Linked DNA regions of Homo sapiens: region 2 is linked to region 1. A link is a loop called in an ENCODE intact Hi-C map of the cell type or tissue named here. Cell type or tissue: Caco-2. All regions are shown on one strand. Links, peaks and the distances in the headings refer to the core of each region. The heading gives the core; the rest is flanking DNA.

The links. A loop is a pair of places that touch in the nucleus more often than their neighbours do. Peaks named below come from ENCODE experiments on the same cell type or tissue, not always from the same donor. Only the 100,000 strongest peaks of a DNase experiment are listed, where the experiment ranks them.
Region 2: it touches region 1 in a loop (6-fold over the local background); 1 of 110 quality-filtered maps calls a loop at or near these places.

Annotation. Positions count from the first base shown.
Region 1 is chr11:79,570,194-79,577,128 of GRCh38, reverse strand. No RefSeq gene overlaps it. Among named protein-coding and RNA genes, the nearest start is that of TENM4, 130 kb to the right of the region's middle. In Caco-2, for the core only: no CTCF peak of the experiment used is centred there; no DNase peak of the experiment used is centred there.
Region 2 is chr11:79,666,785-79,673,719 of GRCh38, reverse strand. No RefSeq gene overlaps it. Among named protein-coding and RNA genes, the nearest start is that of TENM4, 230 kb to the right of the region's middle. In Caco-2, for the core only: no CTCF peak of the experiment used is centred there; DNase peaks (open chromatin) are centred at 2,639 and 3,003.

The sequences.
Region 1 (6,935 bases), core at 1,310-6,309:
CCAAAATTCATTTCTATGAGCTGAAGTTGAGGATACTCTGGAAGCCACCTTGAGAAAGCAAGCAGTCAGTGCTCATCCTAAGAATGTCCCTGCTCCTGTCCCACAGCCACTCATAAGCAGAATTCAGAGAGCTCTGTCATAGCTACCAGGGCCAGTCCTCTACCTCTGGTAGGACCACCCAGGAGCCTCTTCCAGAGAGATAAGGAGCCATTCCATGGAAAAGTAGAATTTCAGACTCCATTTAAAAAGGCAGGCACCTGGAGAGTGGGTGCAGGTTCAGTCCACAATGGGAGCAAGTAGAGAAGATACAACAGCTTTCCAAGGAAATAAAGCAATCGAGAGCTCAATAAGGTGGAAGAGCTGTGAAGAGCCATTCAAAGCTGTGGCTGTCACCAGTACCCAGGAGCCGTAATTGAAGTCTGTATTGATGTTCCTTGGGCTACAGGGCCCACCTCCATGACTTTGTAGAGGTTGTGCCTCCAGAATTGTTCTGTAGCTTGGCTGAGACACAATCACACTCTGGGCTGGAGAACATTCTAATGCAAAGTGCAAGTCTTGTCTTAGTGTTGAAGAAACATATTCACACAGGCTTATTCAGTCCTTTTTTTTTCTTGATTTTATTTCTAATTCAAACAACAAAAGTACCTGGCTACATGCTACATATACATATATTTAAACTATATATTTATGTTAATTTGTATATCCCATTAAATGATTACTGTTTCTTACAGTTTGTATTCTTGTTTTTCTTCTTGTTGTTTTTAATTATATATGCTATATACCAGGTACTTTATTAGATCTCATTTGATCCTTATAATAGCCTTGGGTGTCAGGAATTTGATTTCCAATTTTTAGATGGAGGATCTAGGAACCATAGCACACTATAATCTTTCTCAGGCTTCATCTTATAATACCATGAGACTGATGCTTTAATACAGATGTGAGATGTGGATACAGCATCTTCCTATGCAACAGCACTTTGCAATTTACACAGCTCAGGCACCCCAACATCTGGCTGCACAGCAAGTGTTGGCAGAGACCACAAGGAAGAGCCAGAACATTTTTGATTCCCCTTGGCTCTATGAAATGAGATAGGGAATCAGGATATCACTATGGTTGGTTTGAGCTGGTCAAAGTTAAAAAAAAAAATTGCAAAAAAGGAACCAAGATCTTTAGAGATGACTCTTCTCAGACCTTTGTCCCATTCCTTATCTTCACCAGGAGTCAGGGAAAATAGCAAGAAGTTAATCATCCTTTAACTGGTCAGGGCACTGTGCAGTCTTCTCATGTGTTTCAACATCCATCATGCATTCAGTTTTTATGTCAGCGCCCCTGTGCCCCCCAAAAGCAATGCAGAATTATGAACTCCATTTTACATGTGTTTCTTAGAGGCCTAAAATGACTTGCCCAAGATTACACACTGAATGGTAGAGCTGGAAGTGGCTGTTGTGTCTGTCCTGTTTGTGACTTTTTTTTCTGTTATGATAGATAAATCCAAACATACTATTCTCCAGCTAAAAACCTTCCATTATCTCAGAAATATCTCTAAACTCAGATATTCCTGATCCCTCAATACCTATCACATTCTGCCACTTGCCTCAACCCCACCTCATCCAAGTTCAAGAGTTTGCCAACAGAGTGTGGCTCCCTAGGTACATTGTGCTGTTCCAGTTCACCAAGCCTTCACATCTCATGTTTCCCTGCCCAGGATAATCCAACACTGCCAATGTCCCCAGGCTGTCTGGGACACCACTGCACTCTCAAGATCTAGAGTGCTCATCTCTTCTTCCAGGCAGCCTCTTCCCTTCCCTTATGTTGTACTCACTTGTACAAGTTGTTTTCTTGTTGGAGTATTTATTTCATATTTGAGCTGAAATGTATCTGCCTGTAGCTTTCACTCATCTGTCTCTTGGGGGAAATATCTACAATAAGTCTATACACTCTTTCTCCAACAACTTTAATAGTTAAAGACCTCAGTATTGCCTCTTTCAAGTTTATCCTCTTCAGATTAGATATTTCATCCCCTTCCAACTGGACACAGGACGTGAATTCAAGTCCCTCATCATCCTGGTCACTCTTCAGGGCACACACTAAACTACTATAGCATTTGTGCAGAAAAGCACACAATATTCCACGTGTGACCTGATTAGCATGTAGTGTTGGAACCAATATGTATCGAGCTACATCTAGCATTCTGTCATCTGCTTTATCAACATTATTTCACATTAATCTTCATTGAATAATATAACGGTATTATTATATCTCATTTACCTATAAGGAAATTGAAGCTCAGAAAGATTAAATGACTTGCCCAAGGACACACAGCTGGCAAGCAGAAGAGCAGGAATCCCTACCCAGATCTGAACAACACCAAACCCATGCTCTTTCTGCTACATTTTTAGGATCATTGGACTTGCTCTAGATATTGCACTTCAATTAATTCAGCTGCACAAGGGAATCAGATGTAAAAGTCACAGCCTTATTTTTTTTCCCACTCTACCAAGTATCTCATGATCATCTTGAAATTACTAGAATCCAGATAATTTTAAGCTTTGTGAAGGTCAAAACTGTGATCTCAGTTCCCCTCTCCAAGAAAAAATAATCGGTGTTTCCCATCTCATCTTCCTTTCTGCATCTCTGTTATTGTGCCAGTTGCTGAACAAACATGCCAGCTAAAATAGTCACATCTTCAGCAGTCTCCATCTGCTTTATTGGTTTCTTTAAATAAAATATTACTATGATGAATAATACCATCTAATTGTAAATGTGCACATCACAGCTCAGATACTGCTGTTTTGAGTGGCTTCCCGGAGTGCCCTGATGGGGACCGCAGACCTCAATGGCTCTCAGAAATGCCATGAAATGTCACTTGGACAGGGTCCACAGTCTACCTCTCAGCCATACTAAATACCAATATCAATGTCCCCCACTGTCTATTACAGCCAACACTGTTCAAGGATTCAACTAATAGGGTGTGATATGGCTGTATTCAGACACTTTCCACTACAGCACAGCCATGCAATTAAAGATGAATGGCTAGGTTAAGTAAGTAAGTAATTAAATAGAGGTGTGAATGGATGAAAGCGTAGATGAGAGAATGAGTGGATAGGCAATTAGGCAGTTGGATAGATAGATTAGTAGAAAGATAGGATGAATCATAGTTGAAAGAAGAAGGAAAGGGAGGAAGAAGAGAAGGGAAAAGGAGGAATGGAAATTTTGCCCAAAACCATGATGTCCATGAAAACTTAGAATTTAAGCTATGGAAATTTAAGGGGCTATTTGATAATGGTAATAATAATAGAAAACTTTGAATATTTACTATGTTCCAGGCACTGTGCAAGCCTGTTACAAAATCATCTCATTTACTCTTCCCAAGTACCATTATTACTCATATAAATGTAGATGTAAAAACTGATTGAATAGGACCAAAATACATTTCCCTCTTCATATCCACTCTCAACCAGTTCTGTCATGTGGGGTCACACAGACCAAGTGCACTGCCTATTCCCAAGACAACATTCCAATATTTAAAGTCAACAAACATTTATTGAGGTCTCATACTATTCAAAGATTTATGTTTGATGCTAGAGATTTAGGGGTAAATAAGACCTAATCCCATCTCTCAAGGAACTCAGTGGTGAGACAGGAGAGAGAGATAAGTTAGCAAATTCATAGATTACAATGTGCTCTGTCAGACAGCAACACACCAAGAGTGTTTAGAAATTCAAGAAAAGATACAAAGGTTGCTTCCTTCTCTAGGAGGAACTTCTGCTTCCTTCTTACCTGTAATTTTCCAGACTGGACATCATCCTCTGGGTAGCTCCAGGTTATCTACATTTTTCTCAGGATGTGATTCCTGGGAGAATCTGATTAGAAAGGAGAAAGACTGTCAAAGAGAAACATCTCTTGCTCCACCTCCTATCCCTTTTTCTGGGATAAAATGCTCAAACAAAGAAGACTAAAGGGATCTCAGATCTCCTAGGTTATATGCTAGTTTGCTCTACACATGCACTATTGGCCTCAATGACCAACTGTCTCCACTCTGCTAGGAATCAGTAGGAGCAAATAATAGCATGTAGCCTTTTGCCTGTCTATTTTGTCCATTTATGTTTTAAATAAGATTTCCTTTTCTAATTTCTAACTCAAATATGTCTTAATGAAATGTTTTACATTCAAATCAATACCAAGTAAATGCACTCTACCTTGTAATGATGAATTTCTAATAATGACAGATTTTTAGAAAATTAAAAGATTGACCATGCATTCCCAATTAGTTGATGATTACTAATGTCTACATCTGCACTGTTCCACATAACTGAATATGATAAAATTAAAGACACAATTGTCTCAATATGAATATTATCATATGTCATATTTTCTCATATTGATTTATGGGGTCAGGTATTCGTAAAAAGCTATAGTGAGTTATCTCTTGAAACATGCACTTTAAATAGTATAACAATAACATTCCTCACTTGTCTGTGTTCCCTGTGAAAGCTTCAAAGCCCTGCCCAATTTTTTTTCCTCTCTAAAGTTTTCTTAGGCCCATGGTTCTCAAAGTGTGGTCCCCAGGCCAGCAGCATCAGCATCTCCTGGCAACTTGTTAGAAATGCAAATGTTTAAGCCCTACTGAATCAGAAACTCTGGAGGTGGGGCCCAGTAATTGCTGTTTTAACAAATATTCCAGGTGATGCATGCTCATGTTTGAGAACCACTGCCCCAAAGTAAGGGGTCTTTGGGCAGTAATCAGGTCACTTATAATCACAAACATTGATAGGGGACCTACTGTGAGACAAGTCTTGAACTAGGCACTGGAGACATAGAGATAAATAAAACACACAATATGTCTTTAATGAACTAACAATCCGGTAGAAATTACAAAGATGTCTAACTGAGCAAAAAGGCAGAATAGGATAGTACCATGCAGCTTGACCAGAGCTGGGCAATAGAATCATCTCTCGGTTTGTTTTTTTTTAAAATTATATAGCAGATGCAGGAAGTCCAAGTTGGATTCCAGGAGTCTCTCCCTGTTTGAGAACACTGTGTTGTGGTAAAGAGACCAAGTCTGGAGTGAGACTATGCTGGGTATAAGCCTTGCCTTCACCATTTGTTAGCTGTGTGATCTCAAGCAAGTTGGCCATTCTGCTCAGCAAAGGGATGTGGTATAGGAATTATAAGAATGTGCTCTGAAGACCAATTGCCTGGGCTTGAATCCGAGCCCTATCACATACTAGTTGTGTGACCTTGGGCAAGTTACTTAAATTTTCTGTGCCTCAGTCTTCCCATCTGGAAAGTAAAGCTGCTTCATAAAATTATCCTAAGGATGAAGTCTATTATATGTATGAAGGACTTAGAACAGTATTACAAGCTATGCAGGGTTTGTGGCAGTGATGATGATGATGATGATGATGATACACCTCAAATGGAAAACAAAATAACCACACCTATATTACAGGATTGTTGGGGCAATATTAAATAAGAAAATGCAAACATAAAAAATATTTTATGTGGAACATGCTCACTCCATTTCTATCTTAGGATTTATTTTACTTTGTTTTTCCTCCTTGAGCATACATCTCCCCCTGAAAAGGAGCAATGGCTGGTCAAGGGAGGTTCAGATATCCCCAGGTCTCCTAGCGAAATAGCATAACAGTGACATCTTAATATCTCCTCTTAATACTACTTAACTTCCCATGGCCTTGGGTTCTGACTGTGCTGTGTACACTATATCTCCTGAGCCTTGGCAATTCAATTTTAAGCACTTCTTTTTGAAGAATAGTCTACCCATACTTCTCAAACTTTATCATGTATGTGAATCATTTGGAGATCTTGTTTAAAAGCAGATTCTAATTCAGTAGATCTGACATGAAGCCTAAGAGTCTGCTTTTTTAACAAGCTCCCAAGTGCTGCTGGCCATAGGCCACAAATTGACTAGCAAAAGTGTAGACAGTTCCTACCAGGCCTTTCTACACAAAGTTTCTTAATACTGTCAAAACTTCCACAAGTGGCATCCCAAATGTTGTCAGGCTCTTCATCTGAAGTCATTCCAGCTTCAGTAGCAAGCTCCTAAGACCAGAATAGATCCCTGGAAGAAGCACTGGACTGGGAGGCAGTAAGCCTGGTTTCAAGTTCTACCTCACTTTTTTATAAGCCAGGTGGCCTTGAGAAAGTTATAACCTTTCTGAGTATTTCCAAGATTTTCCAACTATAGCTGCTCATATCCCTGACCTTCACAAGGTGTTGTGAAGGTCAAATGAAATATTGCACATGAAAACACTTTGAAAAAGAAAGGCACAGTACAATAGAAAAAGATCATTGTCAAGCTTACACCTAGCTTTATGCATACTTTATGTCCTTATTAGCCCCTGAACCAGAAATCTGTGGCATAAACTCCCTTTCATCCTTTCTCATACTTCATCCATTCTTGGATTTGGAGATCTCTGCATTGGTCAGTGTTCAACGGTAGAAGAAGAATTCACTCTAGCTGGAAAGCAGAAAGGGATGTATTATACAAGGATCAGCAAACTACAGGACACAGACCAAATCTGCCTGCTTTTATAAATAAAGTTTTATTGTAACACAGTTGTACACATGTATTTATACATTGTCTAAAGCTGCTTTCTTTCTACAATGTCAGAGTTAAAGGGTTATTACAGAGAACATATGGCAAGCAAAACTTAAAACAGTTACTGTCTGGTCTCTTACAGAAAACGTTTGCCAACCCCTGGCTTGCAGAATTACTAAGAGCTGAAGAAACTGAACCTAGGCTTAGCTTCCAGGAATAATTCTTAAAGTCTTACAGCAGAATTGAGCTTCTAAGAAAGTGGCTGCCCCTACTATAATCAGGAAGATGTAGAAACAGGAAGTTGCCTAAGAGAGGAGGAAGCCACCACTGCCTGTGCTGGCTCCAGAATGTACTCTACCTTTGCTATGAT
Region 2 (6,935 bases), core at 724-5,723, 97 kb before region 1:
TTCTCTTTGCCTTTTCTTCATGGTTGTGAGTTGTCTGTCCCAGCCTCAGGCACGATCCACGAACTTAAGGCAGGAATAAGGGGCAGAATGAAATTGGACCACACTGACTGGGGCTCTTCCTTTAATCTTGAGTTTAAAAGCATTTCCCGCATCCCCCAGCAGACATGTGCTCATGTCTTATTGGCCTGAACTGTGTCACGTGGCCACTCCCAGCTGCAAAGGAGGCTAGGAAAGACAGTATTTAGAAATTCTATAGTATAAGCAGAAAAGAGAAAATGGGGTAGAAATGGAAGCTGGTTCAGCCAATCAGCAGTGTCCATCAGGCTCTAATAATGATAATATTAGCAACTATTCCTTACCTGAGGGCTTCCTATGTGCCCATCATAAGCTAATCACTTCCCATACATTTATCTAATTTAATATGATATTCATTACAAAAGATCTGTGGGAGAGCTATTATTATTCCCATGTTACCAAGATTCACCCAGGTTCAGTCATTTTCCCAAGTTCAAACAGCTGCAAAGGAGCAGAAGCGCAACACTTCTAGGCCTGCCCTTAGCTAGGATACATTCCCACCTCCCTTTATGATGGTGATCACTGACTGATCCTCTGCAATGTGACTAGCTTTGCATGTTTGTCACTTCTATTGATTTTCACAACAGGTCTGAGTTGTCAAATATTACTATTTGACAGATGAAAACTGAAACTCAGCAAGTTTACATGACTTGCCCAAGGTCACACACCTGCAGGTGACTGAGCTGAGATTCATAACCCAGGATGATTCATTCCAAAGCCTGGATGCTTTCTTCTGTGTTGTGCCACATTTTTTGTGAGACCCCATTAGCAAATGACTCCAGTCTACCCCATTCAAAATACCTCCCAACTATTACTGCTCTCCAGTCCACGGATACTTACCTGCCTCAGGCCCTCATCACATCATAATTAGACTATTCTAAGAATCTACTAAGCAGCCTTCATACTTTTACTTTCTCCTACCAGATCTACCTTCCTAAAATATAATTTGCATCATGTGGCCCGCTTCTCTGCTCAAAAGCCTCCATGGCTCCCCACTGCCCAATAAAAGAAGTTCAAGTTTCTGAGCCAAATCTGGCCCTCACCAATTCTCCTTCCTTTCCTTCCGTTATTAGTTACCTTCTACTTTTGACTTGTCCCCTAATGTTTATTGCATGAAGACCGGTCTTGCCAAAGTACAAATCAACTCAATTCAGCCAGTTCATGTGCCCAGTCCAGTGGGATCTTGACAGATGGGAGCCTAGTTAGAGGTGTAAAGAAAAGACTCACCACGTGGGAGACACAGCAGACGTAAAGGCATGGGATGGAGAGGATGAAGAATTTAGTCAGTCCTCCCACTGGTCAGGTGTGGCTGCAGGAAGAATGTTGTACTGGAAGATCACAGGGGAAACTTCTGCCAATTAATGTGTTCAAACTGGGAGAGAAAAAAAAAAAAAAACAATCATATAGTCATACCCAGCCTTCAAGCAGTGCGTACCAAACTCAAAAGTGAATCTTTGGCTCATGGTCATTATCTAATGATTCTAAGTCTCCCAGAAAAATCAGTCCTGTAATTGACATCTTACAAATGAAGTTGGTTGCTAGAGATAAGAGAGTCAGTCCCTTCTTTCCCAGTCCCTCCCCATTAGGGAAAAGAATTCAATGTGGGCATAATGGAAAGTCTTTAGCATCTGAACAGATGTGGGTTTGAATCCTGACAGTGGCAGCCTCGGGCACATAAGTCACTCCACCTCTCAGAGCCTCAATTGCCTCATTTGTCAAAGGCAGATAACTGAGCCTATCAATGTTGTCACAAAGCCTTGAGAAGTTTAAGGGAGGAAGAGTGGAGAGATCAGTGTTCAAGCACACCCAACTCTAATCACTCTGAAGCCACATGGTTTTTGTGGGGAAAACTGCTACAGAGGAGCCTCTGCAGACCCAAAAAATGTCAGGGTAAGAGTCACAACCAGTCTGGAAAGGCACTTAAAAGATGCAATTTGTCTCAACTGGCTTGGTTTTATGTCTAAACAGGGAGAGAACTTACTAAACCACACTCATGACAAGGAAGCCAAACTGCTTATGCATGGCAGAATACAGAATTGCTCGCTAAGGGTGATTTAATGGAACTAGGAATATGCAACGCAGCCACATCAGTTAAGTGCCAGACTTAGACTGCTGAGCACAGATGGGCCAAATTCTGGGCTTAGCCCTGCTGTTAACTAGTTCTCTGACCTTGTACAGGTCACGGCCATCTCTCTGCCTCCTGTGCAGCATCTATAAAAGGGACACAAAAAACACTATTGGCTATGAGAATGAATATGTGAAAATGTTTTAATTACATTTAATTTTAATTATTTTGTCATAAAATCATCTTAAAATGTGAAGTGGGTTATTGATGTTGTTATGTTGGTCCTTCATAGAGTAGTCAAAGTCATAGAAAAGCCCTTCATAAATATTTCTGTCCTCAGGAATTCACATTCTAGTGGGAGAGGCTGACATGTGCATAAATCACTCTAATACAAGGTAAATAGTGGTAAGGACCATAGGAAAGGTACAAGCCAAAGGCCCTGGGGACGTGGGAGTCAGGAGATTACTTTTCAATAGGGGGATCTGGAAAGGTTTTGTGAAGGAGACAGGATTTGGGTTGGGCCTTGAAGGCTTAGGAGAGCTTTGATTTATATCATCTTGTCTTGTGACTCACAGAGCATGCGGAGCTTTCTCCTCTCAATTGACTCAGCTCCTGAAGGGTAAAGACGTTTACTTTCATCTGCCATCACTGGCTCCCCAGTATAGGGCTTGGCAACCAGGCAGTGCTCTCTAAATGTTGTCTGAGTCCAGTTAATAATTATGATAGAAGGAGAAGGAGGAGGAATCAGAGGAGGAGGAGGAGTTATAGGAATAATATGGGTAGTATTTACTCTTCGTGGAGGTTACGTTCTGCGTCAGGTGATTTAATGCATTGTCCCTCCTGACCCTCCCAACAAACCCGAGCAAGGCGTTATCATCACACACCCCATTCCCCACCCCCTGCTCCAGATATGAGGGAACTGAGGCCCAGGGGGCGTGCTGCCTACACCAGGCCTCATAGCTAGTAAGCAGTGAAGTTGGCTTCACACCCAGGTCACTTGAGTCCCAAACTCACCAGCCATGATATGATGCAGCCAGAAAGTGAAGACAGCACTCCTGGAAAGTTTCTAAGAACCATGGATCCTATGACATTTCCAGTGGAAACAGTCTTCCAGTCTAGCAGATGTGTATGTCAGGGCTTCCCAGAGAAACAGAACCAATAGGATATAGATAGATAGATACATACGGCCGGGCGCAGTGGCTCACGCCTGTAATCCCAGCACTTTGGGAGGCCAAGTGGGGCAGATCATGAGGTCAGGAGATCAAGACCATCCTGGCTAACAAGATGAAAGAAACCCCGTCTCTACTAAAAATACAAAAATTAGCCGGGCGTGGTGGCGGGTGCCTGTAGTCCCAGCTACTTGGGAGGCTGAGGCAGGAGAATGGCGCGAACCCAGGAGGTGGAGCTAGCAGTGAGCCAAGATCCCACCACTGCACTCCAGCCTGGGCGACAGAGCGAGACTCCGTCTCAAAAAAAAAAAAAAAAAAAAAAAAAAGGATAGATAGATACATACATACATGATAGAGAGATAGATGAGATAAATACTTTCTTTTTTTTTTTTTTTTTTTGAGACAGGGTCTCACTCTGCCACCTAGGCTGAAGTGCAGTGACGCAGTCATAGCTCACTGTAACCTCAAACTCCTGGGCACTAGCGATCCTCCTGCTTCAGCCTCCCCAGTAGCTAGCACTACAGGCATGTGCCACCATACCTAGCTAACTTTAAAGTTTTTTGTAGAGATGGGGTCTCACTATGTTGCCCAGACTGGTCTGAAACTCCTAGCCTGAAGGTGTCCACCCACCTTAGCCTCCCAAAGCACTGGCATTACAGGTGTGAGCTACCACAACCAGGCCAGAAATAGAGATTTGTTTTAAGAAACTGGCTAACAGAATTGTCAGAGCTAGCAAGTCCAAAGTTCACAGGGAACGTATGGAAACCCACAGGGCATGCTGGAAACTCAAACTCACGCAGGATTTACACATTGAATCTTGAGGCAGAATTCCTCCTTTTCTGGGAAACCTGCTTTTGTTCTTAAAGCCTTCAGTTGATTGGATGAGTTCCACCCACGTCATAGTGTGTAATCTGCTTTACTTAAAGGCAACTGATGGTAAGTGTTAATCATACCCACAAATACATTCACAGCAGCATCTAGACTAGTGTTTGGCCAAACACCTGGACATCATAGCCTAGCCAGGTTGACACAAATATTAACTATTTTAAGATGTAAATAAACAGGAACCCCAGAAAGTTTTTTATATTTAGGCACTTCATCTCCTTTTTTCTTTGTTTTTAGTTAAGGTTTTAAGAAAGAATGCATAAGAACAACAAAAAGAGTTTGAAATTCTATGCACTTTTAAGGGAAAATATCTTTTTCTCATAAAGTGAAGACTATTTTTTAAAAATTTATACAAGGGTAAAAAATAAAGTGAATAGAAAATGCCAAGGTTTGATTTAAACATCAAAATATTTTATGCATGTTTAGTTTTAGATTTCACTACATGGGCAAGGAAGAATGCTTGACTCTCCTGGTGTATGTGTGGTAACCGTTTTACACAGAGTTCTAGAAAGTCAGTACCAGGAGAAGATCTTGGGTGTCATTTTGCATAACCCCACATTGTTAAAAATGGGGATACCAGGACCCAGAGAGGGTAACCCAATGGCACAGCATGGCAGAGCTGGGGCCTCATTCACCAGGCTCATTATCCAATTTTGTTACAACAGAGAAAAGAAAAACACACATGAAGCCCACATTCTTCGGTATAGAGTTGCATGAGCCTCACTCAGGCCAGCTGTGAGCCAGATGTCCGCCCTCCCCAAAGGGGCTGCCTGAACAAATGAGGGAGAAGATGAGGACTGCAGGGTGGGGTAAGTCCCAGCCCCCACGGGAACAGGACAAGCTGCTGAGTACACTCAATGCTGACCTGGGTGAGGGAGACCTGGATGTCCCGGGAGAACATCAAGCAGTCCATGAATGGAGCAAAGCTGGCAAGCCAGATTCCTGGATTTTAGTCTCCATTTTGCCCTCTCCTAGCTCTGAGTTGTTTTTCTGGGCCTCAGTCTTCTCTACAAAATGGAGAAAATAATGACCTAACTATATGAAGGCAGAAAAATCAGAAGATCTAGATTTGAATCCTGCCTTTTTCACTTAGAAATGATTTGTCTCTGGGTAATTCACTTAGCCTCTCAAACCTCAGCTCATAACGAAGGATAATAATAATTCTTGTTTAGGATTTAAGGAGAGTAACTCATGTGAGGTGTCAATCACGTGGGTCCCCCAGAGTAGGCACTCAGAAATTATTCCTTCCTTAATTCATCCTTAATTCTCTAAAACCAAATTCCAAAGATCTCTGCTTCCCCAATCTCTCCCATCGCACTCAGTGACCCACTCAGTGACCCCTCCTTCACCACCTCTCCACGCTAATCAAACATTCAACAATTTATTAAGGAACTACTGGGTGGTGGGGACTCCACTGGGCCCATCCCTGCCCCCTCAGAGCCTGCACGCTGACCTCCACGCTGCAGCCTCAGCCATGGCCCACAGCCTGGGTGTCCCCTGGAGATGCCGTATTTTAGCTTCACCTTGACAGCACTGCTGACAGTATTTCCAACCTCCAGCCCCAAGGCAAAAGCACTGGCCAACTCTCCCTTGTGGGAAGGCTAGGAGCCTGGCAGGGAGGGTGTAGGAGAGGCCTGAGGGTAGGTCCTGACAGCTGGTACTATTGAAGTATTGATGACTTCCACCCACACTTTGTAATCTAGGAGAGGCTGCCTTTGCAACTCTCACCTAAATAGTAACAGGGGCCCAAAGAACACTGTTAGCTCTGTTGAGGGATCTGTGAAGTGAGTTCCTCCCGATCTTCTTTCCTGTCAGGTGAACTGTCCATGGTCTCTGCAGGGCCTGAACCACCCCTGGGCACTGTTTGCCCATGGCATGGGCCTCATGTGTGCAGCACCTGGGAAGAAGCTGATTATAATCTGGTGTCTGAGACCTGGCAGCCCCAGACTCTCTTCCGTGAGTCAGGCTCAAGTCTGAGCACATCTGTGGTGCCGATGTTTGCTGCATTGCTCGAGGAAGGTAGGGAAATGAAATCAACACTTTATGTGTGAGCTGGGATGCAGCTGAGAAATCATTTAATCCAATCACTCATTGTGGGGGCCTCTGAAAGTTTCTGTTGCTCAAGCTTAGAGTCCTTTCCCAGGCCCATGCTGGCAACCCTGCCTTCCCTTCCCTTCACAGTCCCAGGGCCTCATCCTGCTTCCCTCCCTCTTTAGCGTGACCACAACCCACTTAGCTGGAGAGTAGGATGCAGGATCCAAAGCAACGTATCCTGCACTTCCACACAAACCATACCCCAAATAGACAAACAGCAAGCAAACTCTGCAGATTTTCCACCTAGGACATAAACTTAGGTAACCAAGTAACCAATGGGGGAAAGCCCCCAACCTCCCATGAGCTGAGCCTCCTTATGGTCCCTGGTCTGTTGTTCCCAGTGCCCTCTGTGCTAAACGTGAGGTATGGGAGTCCCCTCTGTGTTCATTTCAGGAGGCTGAGGTCACCAAACCTTCTCCCCTCTGGGGGACCTAAAGTGAGGCCTCTTTCCAGAATGAGGCCAGAGGAGACAATCCAGAGCAGACAATGGGTTCCTCTGGCCTCCAGGCAGAAACCTGATTCCCCTTCCCCATAGTAATTACCATCTCTGGGCATCTTTTCACACCCCTTTATTTTAAATATGAGAAACTAAGGCCAAGAGGAGTTAAGAGATTTACCAGGATCCCACACTCTATGGATGCACAGCC